2 separate regions of the Homo sapiens genome follow, and region 1 is linked to region 2. A link is a loop called in an ENCODE intact Hi-C map of the cell type or tissue named here. Cell type or tissue: heart right ventricle. All regions are shown on one strand. Each heading gives the region's core, and the rest is flanking DNA. Links, peaks and the distances in the headings are about the cores only. Region 1 overlaps DCX (doublecortin). Region 2 has its middle 33 kb from the start of DCX.

Region 1 (11,711 bases), core at 2,296-10,295, 93 kb before region 2:
TTAGAGAAATGCAAATCAAAACCACAATGAGATACTATCTCACGCCAGTCATGCGTCTTTATAGTAGAATGATTTATAATCCTTTGGGTATATACCCAGTAATGGGATTGCTGGGTCAAATGGTATTTCTAGTTGTAGATCCCTGAGGAATCGCCCTACTGCCTTCCACAATGGTTGAACTAATTTACATTCCCACCAACAGCGTAAAAGCATTCCCATTTCTCCACAGCCTTGCCAGCATCTATTGTTTCTTGACTTTTTAATAATCACCATTCTGACTGGTGTGAGATAGCAACTCGTTGTGGTTTTGATTTGCATTACTCTAATGATCAGTGATGTTGAGCTTTTTTTCCTATGTTTGCTGGCCACATAATGTCTTATTTTGAGAAGTCTGTTCATATCCCTTGCCCACTTTTTCATGGGTTTTTTTTTTTCTTGTAAATTTGTTTAAGTTTCTTGTAATTCTGGATATTAGACCTTTGTCAGATGGGTACATTGCAAAATTTTTCTCCCATTCTGTAGGTTGCCTGTTCACTCTGATGATAGCTTCTTTTGCTGTGCAGAAGCTCTTTAGTTTAATTAGAACCCATTTGTCAATTTTGGCTTTTGTGTTCAATCTGGAATGTTTCATAGACTGTCAGAGCTAGAAGAGACAACAGATGAAAAGGATAAACAAAATGTGGTATATCCATACAATGGAATATTATTCAGCTACAAAAAAGAATGCAGTTCTGATATATGTTACAACATGGACTTTGAAAACATTATGTTAAGTGAAATAACCAGACAGAAAAGGACAAAGATTGTGTGATTCCACTTGTATGAAATATCTAGAAGAGACAAATTCATAGGATCAAAGACTGGATTAGAAGTTGCCAGCAGCTAGTGGGAGGAAGGAATAAGAAGTCATTGCTTAATGGTAACAGTTGGTTGTCATGTTAAAAGTTTAAAAAGTTCTAGAACTAGATACTGATCGAACGATACTGTGAATGTAACTAAAGCCACTGAATTGTACACATAAGATTATTAAAATTAATTGCACACATTAAAATGGCAAAATTTATGTTACACATATTTGACCAAATTAAAAACATTAATAATATAATATACCCAAACCATTGAATTATACACTTTAAATGGGTGAATTATACATTATGTGAATAATATAACAATAAAACTGTTAAAAAAAGAAATGTAAAAATGATTATTAAAATTTATTCAGAATTTACTTATATTGTAGCCAAAAGGCCTTTTAAAATACTTATTCTGACATATTACAGTAACAGAAGTCAAAGTTCACCTATATGGAGATGTCTTACCTATTGCCCAATATAAACTAGAACCACCACCACCATAAGAATTTAGGCTCCACAAGAGTAGAGACCTCACCTGTTTGTTCACCATTCTATCCCTACTAAGTTAAAGTACAAAAAAACACATATTTAAAAATTATTATTAGTAGTAGTAACAAGCAAGAGTAAGAAGAATCTAAAACCCATAATTAAATCTTAGTTTCATAATTAAGGATATTGCAATATAATAAGGTTATCTGTGGACTACTAGTGATCACTGTCCTCTGCATCTTATGGAAGAGTAAGTCATAAGAGATGAAACTGACTTGCTTACTTAATTCTTGATCTTTTTGTTTTCTGATTATTTGCTTAAAAACAACACAATGTCACCCCCCTTCCCAACTAAAATCCATTTCTTTGAGTGCCTGGATCATTATATGATGAGTTTTGTCTTTTCTCCCTCTTTCACCCATCAAAGCATCCATTTCTTGAAGACACCGATTTCCTTTGGCTTGCCTTGTGGGGCTTAGCTACAGAAAATGACCCATCCCAGGCCCTTAAGAAAAAGTGTTGACTAGCTGATTGTGAAGGGAAAAATTGATATTCTTTTCCTACTATCTGTATCATTTTCTGGGAATTCCCAGCCCCTGTGCAGCCAGTTTACCTATTCCTATAGCAAGTCATATTGAGACTGACGCCCGTCTGATCCTCCAGCCACTAGATCTGACTGAATTTCTCTCCACTCTTTCCTGGTGAAGAGTGACTGGTCCTCAGAAGCTCTTTACATTGGTCTTTTGGCTGTAAAGTGCCATAATAAACTTTTCGAATAGATCGTGTTCTGTCAACTCATTTTTCCACTGATCTTCTTAGCCCCATAGCCAATGGTGACTCTCCTCTCCCCATTTTAGAATTTCCCCCAGGCAACCCAGCTATATTAAATCTGGGCTGTCAGATCTCAGCTGAGATATTGGTCTTCAAATTTATTGTTTTCAACCTTTAAAATAGTTTATCTTTGAATGGTGAAGGGCCATAATGATCCTACATAGCTTTTGCTGTTTTACATGTGTCAGGTGCCCTTATCTTCATTACCTCATTTGGTTCATTGGCCTCATTTTTAATAAATGAAATGTCAAGGTCCATGAAGGTTCAGTGACCTGTACAAGGTCACATTGCTGGCTAATGACAGAGCTGATACTAGAACTCAAGATTGTCTAATTTATTCTGACACTATAGGTACCTAAGGTATACTGCAAAGGCATTTCCTAGACAGGGGAGACCCAGGTAAGGAAAAACAGCAGGAGACTCTGAGTAGCATGAAAATACCAGTGGTATGGGAAAGAAGGGCACAGAGGGGAGATGTGAAGGAATAAGACTTTCTACCCTATTTTACCTGGAGCTAGTGGTGATTTAATAACCTGAGCTAGGCAATACCAGCCTGATTGGAAGGCTGGCAGCCCCTCGATGCTCAAGGGTGTTCTTTCCTTATTTTGTCTTTGCCATTTTTCCAAGAGTCTGTGTCAGCTCCCACTGGGGGCCTCTCAAGGATGAGAACAGCTGCAGAGGCGCTGGAGTTGGGCTGTTGAGTACATGCCCAGGACTGACACCTGCCCTTCCACAAGGCCCTGGGGACAAATTGGCTCAGAGAAACAGAGACGAGACAGAACTCCATTCATCAGAAAGAACTGGGGTGGAAAAACCCTGCTTGATCCCTTGGCACCATTAAGCCCTAAGGTTGGCTCTGGGCCCCACACAACTCTAGGTTCTGTTTAGTAAGGTCAATTAAAATAAGAGAGTGTGCTTGTAGGGCCCATTACAGTTATCTGTTGCATTTAACAGTTTCCTGGTGTCTGCTAGACACAAAGCATGAGAGGGATATTGCTTTTGAATCACGTAGGGGAAGGAAAGGTTTGTTAAAAAAAAAAAAAGAAAAGAAAAGAAAAGAAAAGAAAGTTATTGTCTACCTGCATTCTAGGTTACAACTTGACACTGGCTCACTGCTTTCTCTCTGGGTCTGTTTCTTCTGCTATAAGGAGAAGGTGCTGATCTAGAGCCTTTTGAGATCTATATCTTTTTTGTGTCACAAGCCCTTTAGAGAATTTGATGAAAGCTGTAGGTCTTCTCCCTAGAAAAAATGCATATATGCCCATAGATAGCTAGTTTTCTATATAGTTTAGGGGGGTTAAGGATTCCTTTGAAGCTTGTCTATAGATCCCAAATTAAGAGTCTCTAGACTAGTTGATTTCTGAGGTCTCTTCTAGCTCAGACAGTCTATGAAACATTCCAGGTTGGACACAGTTAATGAGCAGTGACACCCGGGCCAGAATGCTGGCAGCTGTCGTGGAATCCCAGAGGCTTAACTGTACCCCCCTTCCCAGGCTTCCTGAGACTCCAGTCCAAAGGAAGCAAAAGGATATAAGCTCATTCTCTGCAAACTGAGTCCAAGGGAAGCAAAGGAGTGCAAACTGATTTACGGCAAACCAAAGACTAGAGTGTGCATCAGACCCATTGCCTCCCAGGTTGCTAGAATTTAGGAAGGATGCTAACTTTTCAGGAGAGTGTAGGCATGAGAGGCATGACCTCTAAATGTTCCTTAGTGGTTGGTTGAGGACAGGAAAAAAAAAGCATGACTGCCCAGTTGGTAAGGGACATACAGCTTGATTATAGATATTCTGAAATTGTTACTTAGGAGCTGACCTCAACATGGCTGGACAGAATACTAATGACCATAAACATACTGCATTTCCTTACATAATATCCCCTACTCTGTAAGTGTATATTTTGCTATGCAAGAAGAAGGTTAGGAGAGAAGAAAGAACGAGTTCTCATGGGTACATCAACCATCAGTCAGTGTACCAGTAGGAAATATATGACACTCCTAGAGTGGATAAATTGAGTGGAGTTTACTAAAGGGGATTGATTACAAAAGTATGGGCAGGGTATAGAAGAACCACAGAGGGCACTGTAGAATTTTAGGAATAGTAATAGTGAAGTTCATTACCACTCTTAGGCCTCAAGGAGAGAGGGGAGGTATCAGGAACCAGAACTCAGAGGGAAGGAGAGAGAATGACAATTAGATATAGAGAACACTCTGATAAGAGCTATGACCTTCAGTCAAGGAATGCCCAGCAACCTCTCAGGCAGGGTGCCTGGAAATAGATAGCCTAATCTCACATTTCTCCTTGTTAGTGCTCCCCATTGGCTAAATACAACTGGAATCCAAAAAACAAGGGAGCCTGTTGATAAGAGTCAGCTTCCCAGGACACAGAGCAGGGTGGAATAGAGTAGAGAGTAGAAAGGAGATCTGGAGGGGAAGTCCTGGAGAGTAGATCTGCCACTGTAAGCAAAAGGAAGGAGCTGTTGTTATAGCCTAGAATATAGGAAATGTGTGAATAGTGATTAAGCAATAATAATAATACCATTTTGCATTTGTAAAAGCCTTTACGCATTTTGTGCTTCAGTCACCCCATTGTCTCCTCTGAACCATATAGTTACCATGTAGGCAAACAGGTAATTTATTTTATGGATAACGAAACTGAGGGTCAACCAAGTTTAGGTGATTTGCAAAGACCAAATGTCTACAAAAAAAGGACATGGACTAGAACTTGGGTTTGAGCTCCTGGTCTAGTACAATTTCCACTATATCATGTTATCTCTTCTGTACCCTTAGTCCACAGAGCTATTCTGATAGTTCTTCAGCGATCTCCTGCTTCTTCTGACACACAGTCAATTCCACCACAAGAGCAACGATAAGAGGGAAAATTATATACACTTCTTCCTCTCATTTTTGGGAAAGGGTTAGTGTATTAGTCCATTCTCACACTGCTAATAAAGACATACTGGAGACTGGGCAATTATAAAAGAAAGAGGTTTAACTGACTCACAGCTTCACATGGCTGGGGAGGCCTTACAATCATGGTGGAAGGCAAGGATGAGCAAGTCACATCTTACTTACATGGTGGCAGAGAAGAGGGAATGAGAACCAAGTGAAAGGGGTTTCCCCCTTATAAAACCATCAGATCTTGTGAGACTTATTCACTACCATGAGAACAGTATGGAGGAAACCGCCCCCATGATTCAATTATCTCCCACTGAGTCCCTTCCACAACATGTGGGAATTATGGGAGCTACAATTCAAGATGGGATTTGGGTGAGGACACAGCCAAACCATACCAGTCAGTATGGGGGCTCATGAGGGAACAAGCTGAGTTGGAAGATAGGTAAGAGGATACAGTGTTCTTTGCACTCACTATTTTCCAGAACAGAGGTTCTTAGACCCAGTTTTTGCCAAACGACTTTAGTCAAGATTCCCTATCCTGTCTCCCTCTTCTCTCTTCTGGCCTCTGGGTGTTACACCTTATCGACTATATACTTCCAGTGTAACAGATATGATTGAATGGAAGTAGGGAAATAAATGAAAATGAAGAAATGACAAGCTCAAGGTAAACAATAAGAAAACAGAAACAGTATATCTTTTAGAATTCAACTGCAAAAAGTAAAAAGTATTTACACATGTGTTCCAGTTAGCATGTAAACCATCTATTAAGTGCTCAGAAATTGAAACCATGAGCAGATTCACCACTGAGTTTGCAATTAAGTGGAATTTGGGGAAAATTCTAAGTGTTCAATGTTATTAGGAATTTCAACAGTCTAGTGGAAGTGATGAGCCAAGCACTAGGTATGAAAAAGCATTTGGGAAGTATGAGATTGCAGATGCCTATAGCTGCTACCTTAGTTTTCCTGGTTGGGAGATAATTTAGTAAATACAGAAGGCTCAAGGCCAATAAGCTTTCAGAATTCACAGCTTCTGTCACTCAGACTGGAGTGCACTGGTGCGATCATATCTCACTGCAACCTCTGCCTCCTGGGCTCAAGCCATCCTCCCCACTTCAGCCTCCTGTGTAGCTGGGACTACAGGCGCAAGTCACCAGGCCCGGCTAATTTTTGTATTTTTCGTAGAAATGGGGTTTTGCTATGTTGCCCAGGCTGGTCTGGAACTCCTGGGCTCATGCAGTCCGCCTGCTTCAGCCTCTCAAAGTGTGGGGATTACAGGAGGGAGCCACTGTGCCTGGCCTGCAATGGTTCTTAACCAGGGGTGATTTGCCTCCCTCCAATAACCTCCTCCCAGAAAATATTGGACAATATCTGGAGACATTTTTGGTTGTAACAACTCGGAGGAGGGGTGCCACTGACATCTAAGACATAGAGGCCTGGAATGCTGCTAAATGTCCTACAATGCACAGGACAGCTCCCTACAACAAAGAATTATCTGGGCCAGAATGTCAATAGTGCCAGGGTTGAGAAGCCCTGTCTAGGGCATTTGATGCCTGTCAAGATATTTACCTTAGCCCTGGCCATTATACTCTTCACTCTCCACCTCTGACGATGGCTTTATTGCTTCCACCTATGAATCCCAGGCTGACCACTCCAAGAACCAGCTCCATCTCAGCAGGCTTCTGGGCTAAGGCAGAATTTATCTCATTTCCCAGGGTGTTGCTGCTGTTACTATTGTTCATTGCTATTTAGTTTTTGACCCTTGGTCTTGCGTTAACCCTAATAGAAGCTTATTTCCTAGTTGCTAACTGTTGTATGGTTAATGACTCAGCCTGCCTAGACCTCTGGTTTTTGCAAGCTGTTCTAGTCCTGGCATCCTTCCCAGGCTCTGAGGGCCAACTTCATCTATGGTTTCAGTACAACACTGCTGTACTCATTTCATTAGGGAACACCAAATAGGGTTTGGGCTGGCAATTACACTAGACCTGCTGCCTTTTGAATCTCTGTGAGAAAGGTGCCAGCCCCAGGGAAGAAACAACTCAATGAACTATCAGCTAGCACAAGAGTTGCTCCTCCTGTGACTGTCAGTGAAAGCTGAGGCAGACAGACAGACAGAGAGAGAGAGAGAGAGAGAGAGAGAGAGAGAGAGAGGAGGCAATGCCTTCTGGGTAACAAATTTCAGAAGACTTTTGTGTCAACTGGCTTAAGTAGAGGTAGAAAGATGTCCTACACAATGGTGTTTTAGAGGCAATTAAGCATCAACTCTGTACTGAAGAAGGAAAAAAAGAGAGTAAATTGAAACCCCAAAGTTGAGATAATGTCTGGCTTGGCCATTTCTCAAGTGTCAGCTTCATATGCCTAGAAAGGAGTATAAAGGAGGAATTTGGAACAACAACAAAAAGTATGACCATGAAGGCAGTAGAACCAACTGCTGTTTTTCAAACAAATCTCCATCCCTGAATTTTGAGACTTAGGTAGTATTGTAGAAAGGGACTGGCTTCTAGTCCTTGTTCAGTCACACAATGCTGTGTGATCATAGACTTAAACGGTGTATGCCTCAGGTTCCTGACCTGAAAAATGGAGTGAATACTACTTTGAGTGCTTCATAATTTTTTGTTAAATTTTAGAACAAAAAGAAATAGTGCATATAAAATGCTTTGAAAATCATTAGTGCTATATGAATACAGATTATAATTAACCATCACAAAAGATGTGTGACCTGAGGGAAAATGAATTTGGATAAGATGAGAACAAGAAAGGCTGGCAAAGTGTATCTTGTTTTGGCAAAAAGAAAAAAAGATAGAGAGAAATCTACTGTCTTTTTCTCTGTCCCTGTGAAGCACTTTTCACATTCCTGGCATAGTAGTAACTATCCTTTTTATTATTATTTTATAAAATCTATATGATAAAGGACTCCCCAACATTATTAATACACTCTAGAATTGGTCTTTTATTCAAGGAAGTTGTCTTAATTCATTCACTTACTGAGTAGCATTCATTCAGTGCTCATGATAATTCAGCCACCACGGTAACTGTTAAGGGCCCAGAGAAGAACATGGCATGCCTTCTGTCCTCAAAGAGCCATTAGTCTGGTGGAAGTTTCTCATTTGAGTCACTTCTGTTACAATTTAATTCTCTTCTTGCATCTGACCTACATTTAATAGTCTAAAAAAATTGACTTTTGGACCTTGTTTATACAATCATCGAAACTGCTTGGCTACTCCAAGTTTTGACTCATACCAGTTACTTTTTGAGCCTGTTAAGGATTGTGTACTTACACAATTAAGCTCGTTTCCCTTAAGAATGGAGAAAAAGATCCAAGTCCAATATATTGGCAATGAACAGTAACTGGTTACTGGGAAAGGATGAGTCAACTGCAAATTTTTGATGAGCTAATTCATGCTAGAATGTTCAGTTATGGTTCTCTCTAGGCATTCCCCCAACCCTGGGTAAGATGTGGATACCTAGAAAGGACCAAAACTGAATCTGAGAGAATAAATCTCTAATAGCGGACATTCTCATATCCCTTAAAATCTAGTGAAATATATCGAAGGCCTTTGATTGTCCTTTTGAATCACCCTTTGTATGTAAACCATCTTTAGAATTCTGTCTCTATCTCCCTATAGTTCATCTTCCCATTATGCGAATTACCCTTTAAAAAAAATGAGCTAAGTTTGTTCAAGCTCAGTCAAAAGTAAAACACATAAAGAAATAAGGCTGATGGCTGTGTTAAAGAGAGTTTCTGTCACAACCCTCAAAGAGACAAAGAGACAAAATGTTTCTCTGAAGACATCTAGGAGGAACAGCTAGTGAAAGTCCTGTATTCTCCTCCCTCACAAAAAGGCCTTTCTTTTTATCCTCCAAATCCATCCCACCTCCCACACAGAAAGGCAGGACTAGTGGCAAGTTTCAGCAGGAATGCAAATTGAGGGATGTGTACAGGAAGACAGAAATAGACTGTATAAAATGGCAGACAGTGTGATTGCCTGGAACGAGCTCAACTCAAAGCTTTCCACTTCAAGCAAAGCAGCCCCTTTTTATATTCACCTCTTGCATAGGCTGCTGGGATCAGAATTCCAGTTTTCAATGGTTTATAGCAGCAGGACAACCTGTTGGAGGGCCAAAGGCCCCCTTCTCACTGTACCTCTTACTGAAATAGGTAGTAGGATTCACGCCAGAGGGAAAGGAACCTTAGCTGGACAGAACTTGCATGATGAGATTTCCTAATCCCAGTAAGGACCAGGCCTGTTGCAGCCTCTACAAAGCAACCCACAGCACTAAGCGAAGAGACAAGCTGCAGCCTTTTCAGTCTAATTTTCTTTGCATTTATAGTAGATCAACAGTTGTTTAACCTACACATAGTTGAAAGAAAGAGTTTGGATGAATTTCATTTTCTAGTAATTGGAGGCTAGCCTTCTAAAAAGTTCACATATTTTGGTTCTTAATCTTGTTAAAGAAAAAGATTTTTTTTTAAATTGAACCCCTGTTTGTCATTCTCTTATTAAGGTAGAAAAATATTTTTAAATTATTGCTACATTTTTAGGATCATGTCTTTGTATCCACCCAGAGTCTAGCACAAGACTGGGCACTGGTAAGTCCACAAAAAATTCTTTTGTTTTTAAAATTCCAATGAATCATCATTTTGTGGTATTTTGTGTGTGTCTACATAGCTGATATCCTCTCTTTTTCAAACATATACAGCCTGAAATACATCTATTATTAATCTAATATCTTTAATTTCTTAATTAAAGATAACATTTGCCTTTAATGGGTAAAAGTTCATTAATATCTTTAATGTCTTGATATTATTTCCTGTTTTGCTTATCATCTCTGTCACTAACAGTCACTGACCTATGCCCTAATCAGAAATTCAAGGGCAGATGTGCATTCTTCTGGTCATTTTTGTACTGAGGCTACACTTTAGCCATCCAAATTCAGCTCAGAGGAGATGAAGTACAGCAAAGAGAAGAACACAGAGCCAAGAGAAGGGGAAAGGAAGACAGACAAGGGAGGGCCATCCAAAATGCTTATTGGGCCATGGTTCAGAGAAAACTGCCTTCCTAGACTTGGCTCACTTTCTAGGCCAGGCTTCTGTCAATAACACATTTATTGGCCATCCTGACTTCAGCCTCTGATTTGCCCAATTCAAATATACTTTTTCCAAGAAACAGATCTCCTAGTCATGGCCCCTGACCATTACAAACAATACTGTTGAAAGGTCCGAGTGAAAGAGGCCATTTTCTCCAAATGAGTCACCACCACCTGGAAAGTTCTTGGAAAATGGAAGGGGTGCCAGAAGGCTAAAGACAAGGAAATGTTGTCCTAATTTTTGCAAAGGGGAAGAAGTATATCTCAGGAAATATAAACCAATAGTTAACTTGATGCCGATACCCAGATAAAAATTTTAAAAGGGATATTAGAATACAGTTTTTGAGGACTCAAGAAAAATTATAATCAGTATACACAAATAAGGGTTGATGGAAGGCATGCCCTGCCAACTTTTCTTTTGATAACTATACTAGACATCTAGGAGTGGGCATGGCCTGGGTTAGGACTGGCAAAACATCTCCCTTCAGAGTCCATGGCAGAAATCATTAACCCCTCACAGCACTCTTGTCATTGAGTTCTTATTCAACCTCACATTCCTTCTCAGTAAGCAGTCACAGCAGACCAATCTGCTGTCCCAGGCTCAGGGCCTGGGGATGCAGAGAATACAGAAGATCCTTAGGGAATGTACAACATAGTAGAGAAAGTATGTAGGTATTATAATTTTGTTATCTTACAGAAATGGGACCTATCTATTTTGTTCTAAGGACGGGGAGTGAGAGCTTAGGAGCACTTCACAGAGGAGGTGACATTTGAAATGGGGTTCAATAGTTGAATAGGAGTTCTCCAAGTAAAGGAGGAAAAATGCCATAAAATATGAGTCTGATGTTTTTGAAGTGAGGAGTCAATTATACACTTGTTGGCAAATTAAACTGACAGTTGAATGTGAAAGTTATAACAAAGAATTATAACTTCAATTGAACAGTCCTGTCAAAAGAATCAAAATCAATCAAAAGATTGATGTTGAATGACAGAATCAAGATTTAGAAAGTTTCTAAACTTTGCGAGACTGAGGCAAGAGGATTACTTAAGGCCAGGAGTTTGAGACCTCACTATATAAATGGGCAATATAGCGAGATTCCTGTTTCTACAAAATACACATAAATAAAAAGCTGATAACAAAAGAAAGTTTTTAAAAGCCAGAACTTTGGGGCCAAAGCAAAAGATTTTTAAAGCCCCTTTGGGTTCTGGGAGAGATTACATGTAATATATTTAATAATTGTAAGTTTTCACATTTAGATTTTTAATATTAAACTGTATATGGTAGAGAAAAATAGATATTAACAGTAGTTCTAGGATTTTAGTTGAGCCCAAGGTTATTATGAATCATCAAGATGGGTACAGTGGTTAATAGTGAGAAATAGCATGACATAGTGCAAAGATCTCTGAAATGGGAAATAGGAAACCCAAGTTTAGGTCCATCTAGTCCACTAAGTAACTATGTAACCTTGGTAAGTCATTTTTTCTCTCAGGATCACACTGTCCCCTGAAGAACTTGGACTCAATTCGTGGTTTCAAACTATGTTCTTTGGTTCCTTAGGA
Region 2 (11,711 bases), core at 1,583-9,582:
GGCTTATTTTGTTCTTATTTTAGGTACTTGACGTAGGAGTTTAGATATTAATTTGAGACCCTTCCTTTCTTTTAATCTATATGTGATGCTTTCCTTTCATTAACAATTTTGTAAGTCTGCAGTAGACACCTTACACCAGACAAAGACACCAGCTGACTTAAATGAAAAGCTAGGATTGAGAGGATAGTAGATGTTGGTGACATAAAGGAATCGAGGGTGCTACAGCAGGATAGCATGAGCTTTAGAGGCATTGACAATATAGTTGGGAACTCCAAGTTGATACATGAAATAATGAGTGCCTATTACAAGAATACCACTAAGTGTTAGCTTGAGTTGGTACAAGTGCTAGTGGTAGCAGGAGGAAGGAAAAATTGAGTGAACAATCACAAGAGGGTGGAAATGAGCATGAAGTAATTTCTGGTGACAGAGGCCTGTCTGCCTGACAGAAGATCTTTATATAGGAGCAGGGAGAAATGGGGTTGGTGAATTAGGGTGGGGCCAGATATAAATGAACTGAAAAATCAGAAAGATTTGTAATTGATGTGGTAGGCTGATGGGCTGGCATTCATATGAAAGAAAAGGCAAGCTGCAGCCATGTTAGCTTTCTGCACTCACTCCTCTAACAAACTGATTGGCAGTTGCAACTCCCCAGGCATGGTCTGTGGAATACGGCAAGGCAGAGAGCCATCTCCATAGGAGGGAACATACCTTAAAAAGTAATGGGGATAGGAGTAAAGAAAAAAAAAAAAAAAAACGGGACCGGGCACGGTGGCTCACGCCTGTAATCCCAGCACTTTGGGAGGCCAAGGCGGGTGGATCACCTGAGCTCAGAAGTTCAAGACAAGCCTGGCCAACATGGTGAAACCCCATCTCTACTAAAAATATAAAAAAATGGCCGAGTGTAGTGGCACATGCCTGTAGTCCCAGCTACTCAGGAGGCTGAGGCAAGAAAATTGCTCGAATCCGGGAGGCGGAGGTTGCAGTGAGCCAAGATTGCACCACTGCACTCTAGCCTGGGTGATAACAGCCAAACTCCATCTCAAAAAAAAAAAAAAAAGAAAAACTAACTTATGACAACCTAAGAACTCCAGAATTAGGAGATCAGATATAAAAAGATAATCTTTCTAGAGGAAAAGAGTAGTGCTGCAAACATACAAGAAATAATAAGATGAGGTCTTTTGGGGAGCTATCAATGACTGATTTTCTATCTTGTGTTTCCCCAAATGCTTAGTACACAGCCTCATGCACTGATGATGTTCACCACACTTAAGCAGAAAAGAAATGATTTGTTTTGATTTAGCTTGCTGGTTCACATGATCCTGAAGCTCATAGAATATGATTAAGTGAATAAAATTATACCATCATGAAATTAGTTATTGAGCATCCACTACATGCCACATACCGTTACTAGACTAATAAAAAAGCAAAATAAAACAAAACTCTTTTCAGTGAGGATGCAAGACCTTGACCAAAATAGTTCTTAGACATTTAATACCATGCACTTCTAGGGTAGGCTATATACCTTCATCTTCCCAGAAAGATTAATAGTGTCTATAATTTCAACTTTCAAGAGAAGATACAATCAAGAGAGGCAGTATTGCATAATATAAGAGCATGTACTTCCAAGTTTAGCTGCCTGTGTTTAAATCCTTGCTGTGTCTTTTACTTTGAGTTTGACTGTGGGCAAGTTACTTACCTTGTCTATGCTCTATATTACTCAATTATCAAATATAATAATAATAATACTGACCTAGGTTGTTGTATTTAACAATTTAATATAGATAAAATATTTCATTAGCTCTTGGCACATTGTATGCTTTTGGTTAATGTTAACTGCCGTTATTATAATTACCCAGCCTCTCTTAAAAATCTACTTTTATTGATACTTGTTATTTATACCAGTTAGTTGCATATAGCCCTTAAACAAAAGTCTTATTGACTATAAATATACTGTTCTTATAGCTTTATGATAACTACTATTGTCCCTGTTGCTCAGCTGAGATAAATACAGAGAGATTGCCACAGGCTTTGGGGTCAGATTACCTGGGTTCTGAACTAAGTTCTACTTTAGACTAAGTGTGAGCCAGAACAAGTTATTTCAGCTCACCATGCCTTGGTTTTCTCACCTGTAATCGGGAATAATGTTATGTACCTCATAGAGTTGCTGTGAGGCTTAAATGGGATAATGGTTGTAAAGTATTTGGCACAGTGCCTGGCACAGAATAAGTAATAAATATTAGCTAAGTGGCACACATAGTAACTCTGGAAAGGGAGAGAAATGGGGGGCTGAAATTCTCTCCTCCTGCTCAGAGTAGGAGTCTGGTGTGGATCAAAAATAAAGCGTAGTTCTGGAGTCCACAGAGCCACACAATTAGACCACCCTGCTAGGGTGGAGTATAGGAAATATAAATAGAACTGGTCTAAGGCAAACAAACCCTTGCTTTCTTTTGGCTCTCTTGGATCCCTTCTTTTCTGCATAGTTTGCTCTTTTGATTCTTTCTGATCCCAGTGGGTTGGTGCAGGAAGACACCATTCCACAGCTCTTGAAAATTTGAGCAGGATCAGGGTGCAACTCAGGGGAAAGGAGACAGAGAGTGGGTGGTTTAGCTCATCTAGATCTTATAAAAACAGGAAGGAGAAAGAGGGGAAAGGGAGTTTAAAAAGAGAGATTGAGAGACAGAGAGAGAGTGTGCACACTTTTTTCTATGTTCTCACTAATTTTCTCCTTTTTGGCCAAAATTTTAAGATCCAGTGAACTAAGACATGATGTGAGCTGAGCTTGCTTTCTTGTGTGAACCCCAAGCTAGATGGGAAAAATGAAACCCTGGCAGTATACATGTTTCAATCTAGCATTGAATGAAGAGAGTTCCCTCAGTGCTATTTATCTCCTGGATAATATAGAGGTTTTTTTAAATGGCCACAAATTCATTGTCACTCCTTCCATCAAGAAGTGGGATCTGTGGATACCCCATTTTCCATAATGTGCTTATTTCACATTGCATGCCTGTATCAAAAAACTCATGTACCCTATAAATCTACACGTCTACCCTATAAGTCTATACATCTACTATGTACCCACAAAATTTAAAATAAAATAATTTAAAAAACAAACAAGCAAACAAAAATAAGGCCATGGCCAAACATGGGAGCTTGTTGCCATGGTTAAATGGTGGTAGGGCCAACTTGACCTGATTTCAGAGATGGAAGAACAGAAAGAAGAAAATCAACACTGAGGGTAAAATTAATGCTTTATTCTTAAGTGATCCTGTGAAGAGGAAGTGCCAGGTAAACTGGGATCAGTTTCTGAATCTGTCTGTATCTCTCTTTACCTTGAGAATTTACCTTTGTTCACTCTAGCTCTGGGGGAAAGCCTCAGATGCTGGTTTCTTCCCACCATCAGCACAGCTACCCTCTCCTGTAGTTTCATGCGGGCTCACTTTGCAAAACTGGAATGGTGACAACCATGAACACCTCATCTCAGAATGCCTGGAAGGGTCAGTGGAGTTGGGGCAATCTGAAAGGAGGAATTGGAAATATCCAAGGAAGCCAGTGTTTTACCACCTGGTTTTCAATCATAAACTTCATTAATCTGAAGGAAGTTGAGCTATTCATATTTACAAGGAAGCATCCAAGGTCAAGTGTTCGCTGTTAATTAGAATCCTAGAACTTTGGGGCTTAAATACCTTCAGAAGCCTTCTGGTTGAATCTCTCATTTTACTCATGAGAAAATTGAAGCTCAGGGAAAGGAAGTCACTTGGATAAATTTATTAAACCACAAAGTGGCAGAAGCAAGGAAAGAAACCTGGTTTTCCAAGTCTGAATCCAGAGTTATTTTTACTACATCAGTGCCTCACAAACTTCAATATGCACAAAAATCACTTGGGGCTCTTTTACAAAAGACTACTAAGGAGAAACAAAATTGACTTACCCATACCATCACATTTCTTCTTATCTTATCTTTTATCTTGTGCATGTTTATTTCACCATCTTTCTTTGAGATACAGACTGTTTTTCATTTTTCGTCTACTTATTACCCCTGCTTTCATTTGTCTATTTTGATACTTGCCTTGGTATTAGTACCAGTAAATAATGAAATACGCACAAGAGAAAAGATAAGAAACGTGATGTCATGGCTAAGTCAATGTGCTTCTCCTTCGTGGCCTTTTGCAAAAGGTTTGTTGAAGGTGGAGGTAGAAACTGGTTTCAAAACAAGTTTGGGGGTTATTTCTGGATTTCCTGTCCCCTGTATCCATGGAAAATCCAGAGCATGCAGTATGAATATATAATAGTGTTCCCAGTTTTATTCTGTGGTTTGTGGAAACTGGTCACACTGCTTTACAGCCATACCACATATATTTAAAGGCTATAGCTATGCAATGGGGTTTCATTCCAAATGATTCAGAAAACTACTTCAATCTTTTACTTTGTCAGTAGGGTTCTGGCTGGTACTTAGAGAAGAACTAGATGAACAGGGAAACTTATGACTTCTATTTAAGTGAGCCAGGACCTTCAAATTAAGTGGGGTTATTTTCCTTCCCAATTTTAGAAGATACAAGCTCACATTGGAGCTAGTTCTCTGCCTTCCAAGCTTTATGACTCATGTGACCTTACCTTGGGTAATTCACTTCCTTCTCAGGGCCTCAGTTCCCTAATTTGTAAAATGAAGGACTGGACTACTTCCAAAGCTGTTATATTTCAGTTACCATGTTCATTCCTTGAACATGGTAATTGATGTGCAAGACAATGACTAAATCCATGAAATCATCTGCTCCGACTATGTTCTCCAGGTTCTCTTACTTCCTAACATAGAAGGGGCACACAGAAGATTTTCAGCCACAAAAGTTGAAACAATGAAGCCTTTTTTGGTTATCCTTTAGTTACCCAGAAAAATAAATCAATCAGAACTTTTCTCTCAGCCACCAAGAGTTCTGGTAACCTGTGTTTTCCCTCTGAGAAGCTTTTCTGCTGGTGTCCTTTATGATTGTCAGTGACAAGAAGCAAGACTAGGGGGTAAGAGTGGGAGTAGCTGGAGTCTGGACTTAGTGGGCTGCAGAGTAGTTGACAATCATGTTTTCTTATTAGGTGTCAGGAATGACCTTGGCCATTTATGAAATGTAAGTGACCCCAGGGAATGCTTAGCAGTCCTTTAAAAAAGATTTAGATTAAAATTCCTGCATTGCCATTTTACAAAAGAGAGTAGAGGAAAGGGAAACATCAAGCTAAGTTTGACCTCCTCACCTTGTGATTCCGACCTTCGAGGGTCTCTGGTGACAGTACTATGCCTTCCTTGTACATAGCTGGCACTCAATTTTTTTGAGTACTGGCTTCGATACTTCTTGCCTAAGAAGAAAATAAAAAGCAAAATTATATGATGAAATATGGATGAACCCAAAAAAGAAAGAAAGAGAAGGAGAGGGAGCGAGAGAACAAACAAAACCCAGAGAGGTCACAGGGTCTATCTTTTACATCTAAGGAAGTAGAAGCTTAAGCGAGCTCAGACGGAATTGGCCATGTGATGTTTTTAAAAGTCCATATAAGGAAATTTCATGCTGCAGCCTGTCAGTACTGCCAATTCTGCTCATGAATTTTCTATGCCGTTTGACACTTATGTTTTCTGGAGTTATAAAAGGAGGAGTGTTACTTCTTAATAAACTCCCTCTTCCACAGCGGGATAGAAAGGAACCATAGCTGAAAATAGGAGCTTTTAAGTGTGGCAGAGCAAGCCCAGAAACCGGGGTTTTCAGCCTAGGTTATCTTCTAACTAGCAGTGTGTCCTTGGGTAAATACTCCTTCTATGGCATTTTTTTTTTAATCTGGAAAATTAAAGAAGGTCAGAGTATAAAATCTCTAAATTCTCTTCCACTAACAGAAATATGTGTTGCTTTTTTTTTTTCAACTTTTATTTTCAATTTGGGGGCTACATGTGCATGTTTGTTACAAGGATGTATTGCATGATGCTGAGGTTTGGAATACAGTACGATTGAACCTATCATCCAAGTAGTGAACACAGTAACCAAGAGGTAGTTTTTCAACCTTTCTCTCCCCCCTTATTGTCCCCAGTGTCTATTGTTCCCGTCTTTATGTCCATATGTACCCACTGTATATTTGGTTCTTGAAATGTTTGTGCTGAAGCACCCTGGAATTTGATTCTCAAGCAACTAATACTGCCATCTTGTGGTCAAAACAAGTTTGTCTTTTTGTTCTAAAGATGGCTCTCCAGCTAAGACACAAATGATGATGTGCATTCATTCAGTACATTATCATCTATGTACGTATGTATATCTATCTATATCTATCTATCTATGTATATCTGTCATCTATCTGTTTATCCAAGTCTCTATCATCTGTTCATTATCTATGTATCTATCATCTATTTATCCTATTTTTTAATTTTTTATTGAAGTATAACATACATATAGAAAATTGCACCATTAATAAGGATGCTAAATTTTCACAGACTAAGCATATCTGGCACCCTGCTCATGAAACAGAACATTACCAGATCCCACAAGCCCTCTTTGCCCCTTTTTAGTCACTGCTCCCCACCCCCAACCTACACTCACAGTGAATTTCACAAATGTAACATTGTGCAAAAGAAGGCCAAATACAAAAGTTAGTACCCACCTCCTGCCCTGGGTTACCACTATCCCAATTACTAACAGCATAGATTTATTTTGCTTGTGTTTGTACTCTATAGAAATTGAGTTATTTTCTATGTATTCTTTTGCATCTAGTTCTTTTTGCTCAACATTATGTTTATAAAATGTATCCATATTGTTGCATATAGTTGTAGATCATTCTTGTTGCTGTAGAGTATTCCTCAAGAGCCTCTTAAAAATTGGTCTGTGGTGGCTGGGCGTGGTAGCTCACGCCTGTACCCCCAGCATTTTGGGATGCCTAGGTGGGTGGATCACTTGAGGTCAGGAGTTCAAGACCAGCCTAGCAAACATGGTGAAACCCCACCTCTACTAAAAATACAAAAATTGGCCGGTTGTGGTAGCGTGCACCTATAATCCCAGCTACTCGGAAGGCTGAGGCAGGAGAATCGCTTGAACCTGGGAAGTGGAGGTTGCAGTGAGCTGAGATTGCGCCACTGCACTCCAGCCTGGGTGACAGAGCAAGACTCCATTTCAAAAAAAAAAAAAATTGATATGTGATTAAATTAAATTTTATTTTTTTCAGTATGAAAGTCATGTTTTGTGCATGGTAGGAAAGTTTTTTAAAAAGTAACTCATAACCTTCTTCCCAAAGGTAGATCAACCATCATTAATATTTTGGTGTTTTTTATCTCAATATTGCTTCAATACATTTTTTTCAACATTTAAGATAGTTGTATATAGAATTGTATATATAAATTTTGTTACCTTAATAGTAGAATGTAAACATATCACTGTGTTATTAAACATCCTCATGGATGTCATTTTTAATTTATTTTAATTTTTGGAAGTCATTTTAAATAATTAACATTTGCTTACATTTGGAGTGCTCAGAATATTTTTTCTTTGTTTTACTATGAGCAAACTCAGTGAACATCCTTGACCACAAAATGTTTTCTGTTCTTTGGATTGTTTCAAAATTTTAATAAAAGTACTAAAAGTAGAACTTTGGGGTCAAAGCCTTTAGAAACAGAAGACAGCTTCAGTTTGTGCCTACGATGCAGTCAGTGATAAGACACTGGGGGAGAAACTGGCACATACTGAGTTCCTAGTATATGTACCAGACATTGTACAAGGGACTTTATGGACATTCTCTCATTTAATTCCCTGAAAAACTCTATGAGGTACATATAATCTGCTTTTTTTGGAGAGAGAAAAATCAGAACTCAGACAGGTTAAGTAACTCATCCGAAGGTGCACAAGGAGTAAAATGGCAGAACCCAGATTTGGACTCTTATCTGTCAGGCTACAAAGCTTGTGTTCTTTCAACTACACCACACTGCCCCCCAGAGTGCAGTTTGAATGATGCAACGGAAATAGACCCTCTTCTCCAATTAATCATCTCCACGGGCCTGTCACAGTTCCTAATAAACTGTACATGTTTTCTGGGCAGGGCAAAATTCTATTTTTCTCAGCCATTACATTAAAGCAAGAGTATCAGAGTGGTTCTGATCTTCTAGCAAGGCCTGAGAATAGAAATTGGGCCCCAAGAGAGTGTGAGCAGCGTTTGCCTGAGAAGAGGAAGGAGCTGTTTCCCAACTATGTTCATACTTCTTGAATTTTCTCTACAGTGAGATGGAAGTTGCCTTTTTCTCTTGTTTCCCTTCTATTAATACCTCTGAGTGCTCAGTCTTCCCTGCTCCATCCCTCTGACTTTTCCCCAACTTGAATGTTGTAGTAGCCAGGCTGGTGCACTACTAAAGTTCTCTATCTCTCCTTTCTGCGAAAACTAAAGCCTCATGGCTGGGTTTTTGGATACCCTTCCTGGTCATTCCGGCTGCTTTCTAGTTCCACTATTCCTTCCTCCTCCTCACCTCCTGCCAAGTACATCTTTATTTCTCCAGATTCCATCTTGTCATTTGCTACTACTATTACTACTACTACCTGCCCTGCACCAACAACCAATCTCCCAGATTATCTGCAGCTACTTTGGGAAGCAGAAGGTAGAGTCCTGAGAGAAGGAAATGAGAGAGGAAAAAAAATGTCAGCTAGGGCTGGGCGCGGTGGCTCACGCCTGTAATCCTAGCACTTTGGGAGGCCGAGTCGGGTGGATTGCCTGAGCTCAGGAGTTCAAGACCAGCCAGAGCAACATGACGAAACCCCGTCTCTACTAAAACACAAAAAATTAGCCAGGTGTGGTGGCACACACCTGTAGTCCCAGCTACTCAAGAGGCTGAGGCACACGAATTGCTTGAACCTGGGAGGCAGAGGTTGCAGTGAGTCGAGATCATGCCACTGCACTCCAGCCTGGGCAACAGAGTGAGACTCTGTCTCAAAAAAAAAAAAAAAAAAAAAAAAAAAAAAAAAAAAAAAAGCTCAACTCAGTTGCTGCATATTAGATAAATGTCAGGCAGCTGGAGTACAGCATGAGCACTTGAAATGACTACCGTGAACACAAATGCCGGCCTGCTGCACTCTGCCTTAGGTATGAGACATGAAAGACTTGTCAGTATGTCCTTCCTTGTTCTGAATTGCCCAACAAGCAAAGCCTTTACCAGATAGCTGTACTTCCCTCTCCGCCAAACTGACACCAAACTAAAACTCTCCCTGCAACATCCTCACCCAGATGCTAAAGTTTGTACCAAGTTTGGGAAGCTAATGAGCATCAGACTCCTGTTATTTTAAAAAATGATGCTGGAACAATGATATATCCATATACAGAAATAAACAAACAATACATCTCAACCCTTTTCTCATAACATATATTAATACAAAAATTAACTTAAAATGGATTATAGACCTAAATGTAAGTGTTAAACTATAAAAGTCTTATAGGAAAACCTAGGAAACATGATAAACATAACTCTTTATTACCTAGAGTTAGTCAACGGTTTCTTAGATATGACAATGAAAGCATACGCAACAAAAGAAAAAAGTAGAAAAACTGGACTTCATCAAAATTTGTTTGGTACAACAAATTAGATAGCCTAGATAAAATGGATAAATTCTGAGAAACACACAAATTACCTAAACAGACTCAGAAAGAAACAGAAAATCTGAACAGACCTATAACAATTACAAAGTTTGAATCAATAGTTAAAAAAAAAAAACTCCCAAAAAAGAAAAGTCCAGGATGAGACGGTTTCACTGGTGAAATCTACTAAACATATAAAGAAGAATTAATACCAATTTTTCTCAAACTCTCCCAAGAAACAGAAGAAAAGGGAATATTCTATGAAGTCAGTTTTACCTTGATACCAAAACCACATGAAGGCATCACAGGAAAAGAAAACTACAACTATCTCATGTGACTATAGGTATAAACATTCTCAATAAAATTCTATCAAACTGAATTCAATGGCATATGAAAAGGACTATACATCATGAGCAAGTGGGATTTATCCCAGGAACAAAAGGATTGTTTAGTATAAGAAAATTAATCAATGTAACATGTTACATTAAAAGAAAGAAGGAAAAAAAACATATGATAATTTCAATTAAGGCAGGAAAAACATTTGACAAAGTCCAGCCACCCTTTCTTGATAAAAACTTTCAACAAATTAAGAGTAGAAGAGAACTTCCTCAGCATGTTAAAGGGCATTTATGAAAAACCCACAGCTAGCATCCTCCTCAATGATGAAAGACTGAAAGTAGTCTCTTAAAATCAGGAGCAAGAAAAAGATGCCTGCTTTTACCACTGTTATTCAACATTGTACTAGAAGTTCTAGTCAGATAAATTAGGCAAGAAAATAAATAAAAGGCATCCAAATTGGAAAGGAAAAAGTAAAACTATCTCTATTTGCAGATGACATGATCCTATATATAGAAAATCTGAAAGAATCCACCAAAAAACCTACAAGAGCTGTAAACAGATTCATTAAAGTTACAGGTTAAAAGATCTACCAACAAACAAACAAAAAAATCAGTTGTATTTCTATACACCGGCAATGAAAAGGAAGTTAAGAAAACAATTTTACTTACAATAGCATTAAAAGAATAAAATATTTAGAAATGAATTTAATCAAGGAGATGAAAGACTTGTACACTGAAAACTATAAAACATTGCTAGAATAAATTAAACACCTAATAAAACGGAAACACATCCTGTTTTCAAGGACTGGAAGACTTAATATTGTTAAGATAGCAATACTACCCAAAGGAATCTACAGATTCAATGCAATCTCTATCAAAATTCCAATGGCCTTTTCATAGAAATGGAAAAGCAAATTTTAAAATTAGTATGGAATTGCAAGGGGCCCCAAATACCCAAAACAATTTTGAAAAAGTAGGACAAAGGTAGAGGATACACACTTCCCTATTTATTGGGCCATCTAAAGACATGAAATACTGATACATGCTACAATGTAAAAGAACCTTAAAAATATTACAGCAAGTGAAAGAAACCAGATATAAAAAGTCACATATTGTATCATTCCATTTATCTGAATTGTCAAGAATAGGTAATCCATAAAGACAGAATAAAGAATGGTAGATGCCAGGGGCTAGAGGAAAGGAGGAGTGGAGAACAACTGCTTAATGGGTACAGTGTTTCCTTTGGAGATGATAAAAATATTTTGTTACCAGAGGTTGTGGTTACCCAACATTTTAAATGCACTAAATGCCACTGAATTGTTCACTTTAAAATGATTAATTTTATGTTATGTGACTTTCACCTCAATAAAAAAAGGTAAAACTTTTGTGCTTCAAAGAATACCATCAAGACAGTGAAAATACAAGCCACAGAGTGGGAGAAATATTTGCAAATCATATATCTGATAAGGAAATTATATCCAAAGTAATGAAATTTTATAGCTCAACAATAAAAAAACAAATAACCCAATTAAAAATGGGCAAAGTATTTACAAGACAGTTCTTCAAAGAATATATGCAAATGTCCAATAAGCGCATGAAAAGATGTTCAACATCAGTAGTCATTAGGGAAATGCAAGTCAAAACCACAAGATACAATTTCACACCACTAGGATAGCTATAATCAAACAAACAAAACAGAAAATAGCCAGCATTGACAAGGATGTGGAGAAATTTAAAACCTTATACATTGTTGGTAGAAATGTAAAATGGTTCAGCCTCTTTGGAAAATAGTTTGGCAGTTCC

What was found. Hi-C counts contacts between places; a loop is a spot of excess contacts. Peaks named below come from ENCODE experiments on the same cell type or tissue, not always from the same donor. Only the 100,000 strongest peaks of a DNase experiment are listed, where the experiment ranks them.
Region 1: it touches region 2 in a loop (2.9-fold over the local background); 8 of 110 quality-filtered maps call a loop at or near these places.

The regions. Positions count from the first base shown.
Region 1 is chrX:111,345,662-111,357,372 of GRCh38, forward strand. The region is part of intron 3 of DCX (doublecortin); the gene reads right to left. Among named protein-coding and RNA genes, the nearest start is that of DCX, 61 kb to the right of the region's middle. In heart right ventricle, for the core only: no CTCF peak of the experiment used is centred there; a DNase peak (open chromatin) is centred at 6,970.
Region 2 is chrX:111,439,544-111,451,254 of GRCh38, forward strand. No RefSeq gene overlaps it. Among named protein-coding and RNA genes, the nearest start is that of DCX, 33 kb to the left of the region's middle. In heart right ventricle, for the core only: CTCF peaks have their summits at 6,181 (motif pointing left) and 7,954; no DNase peak of the experiment used is centred there.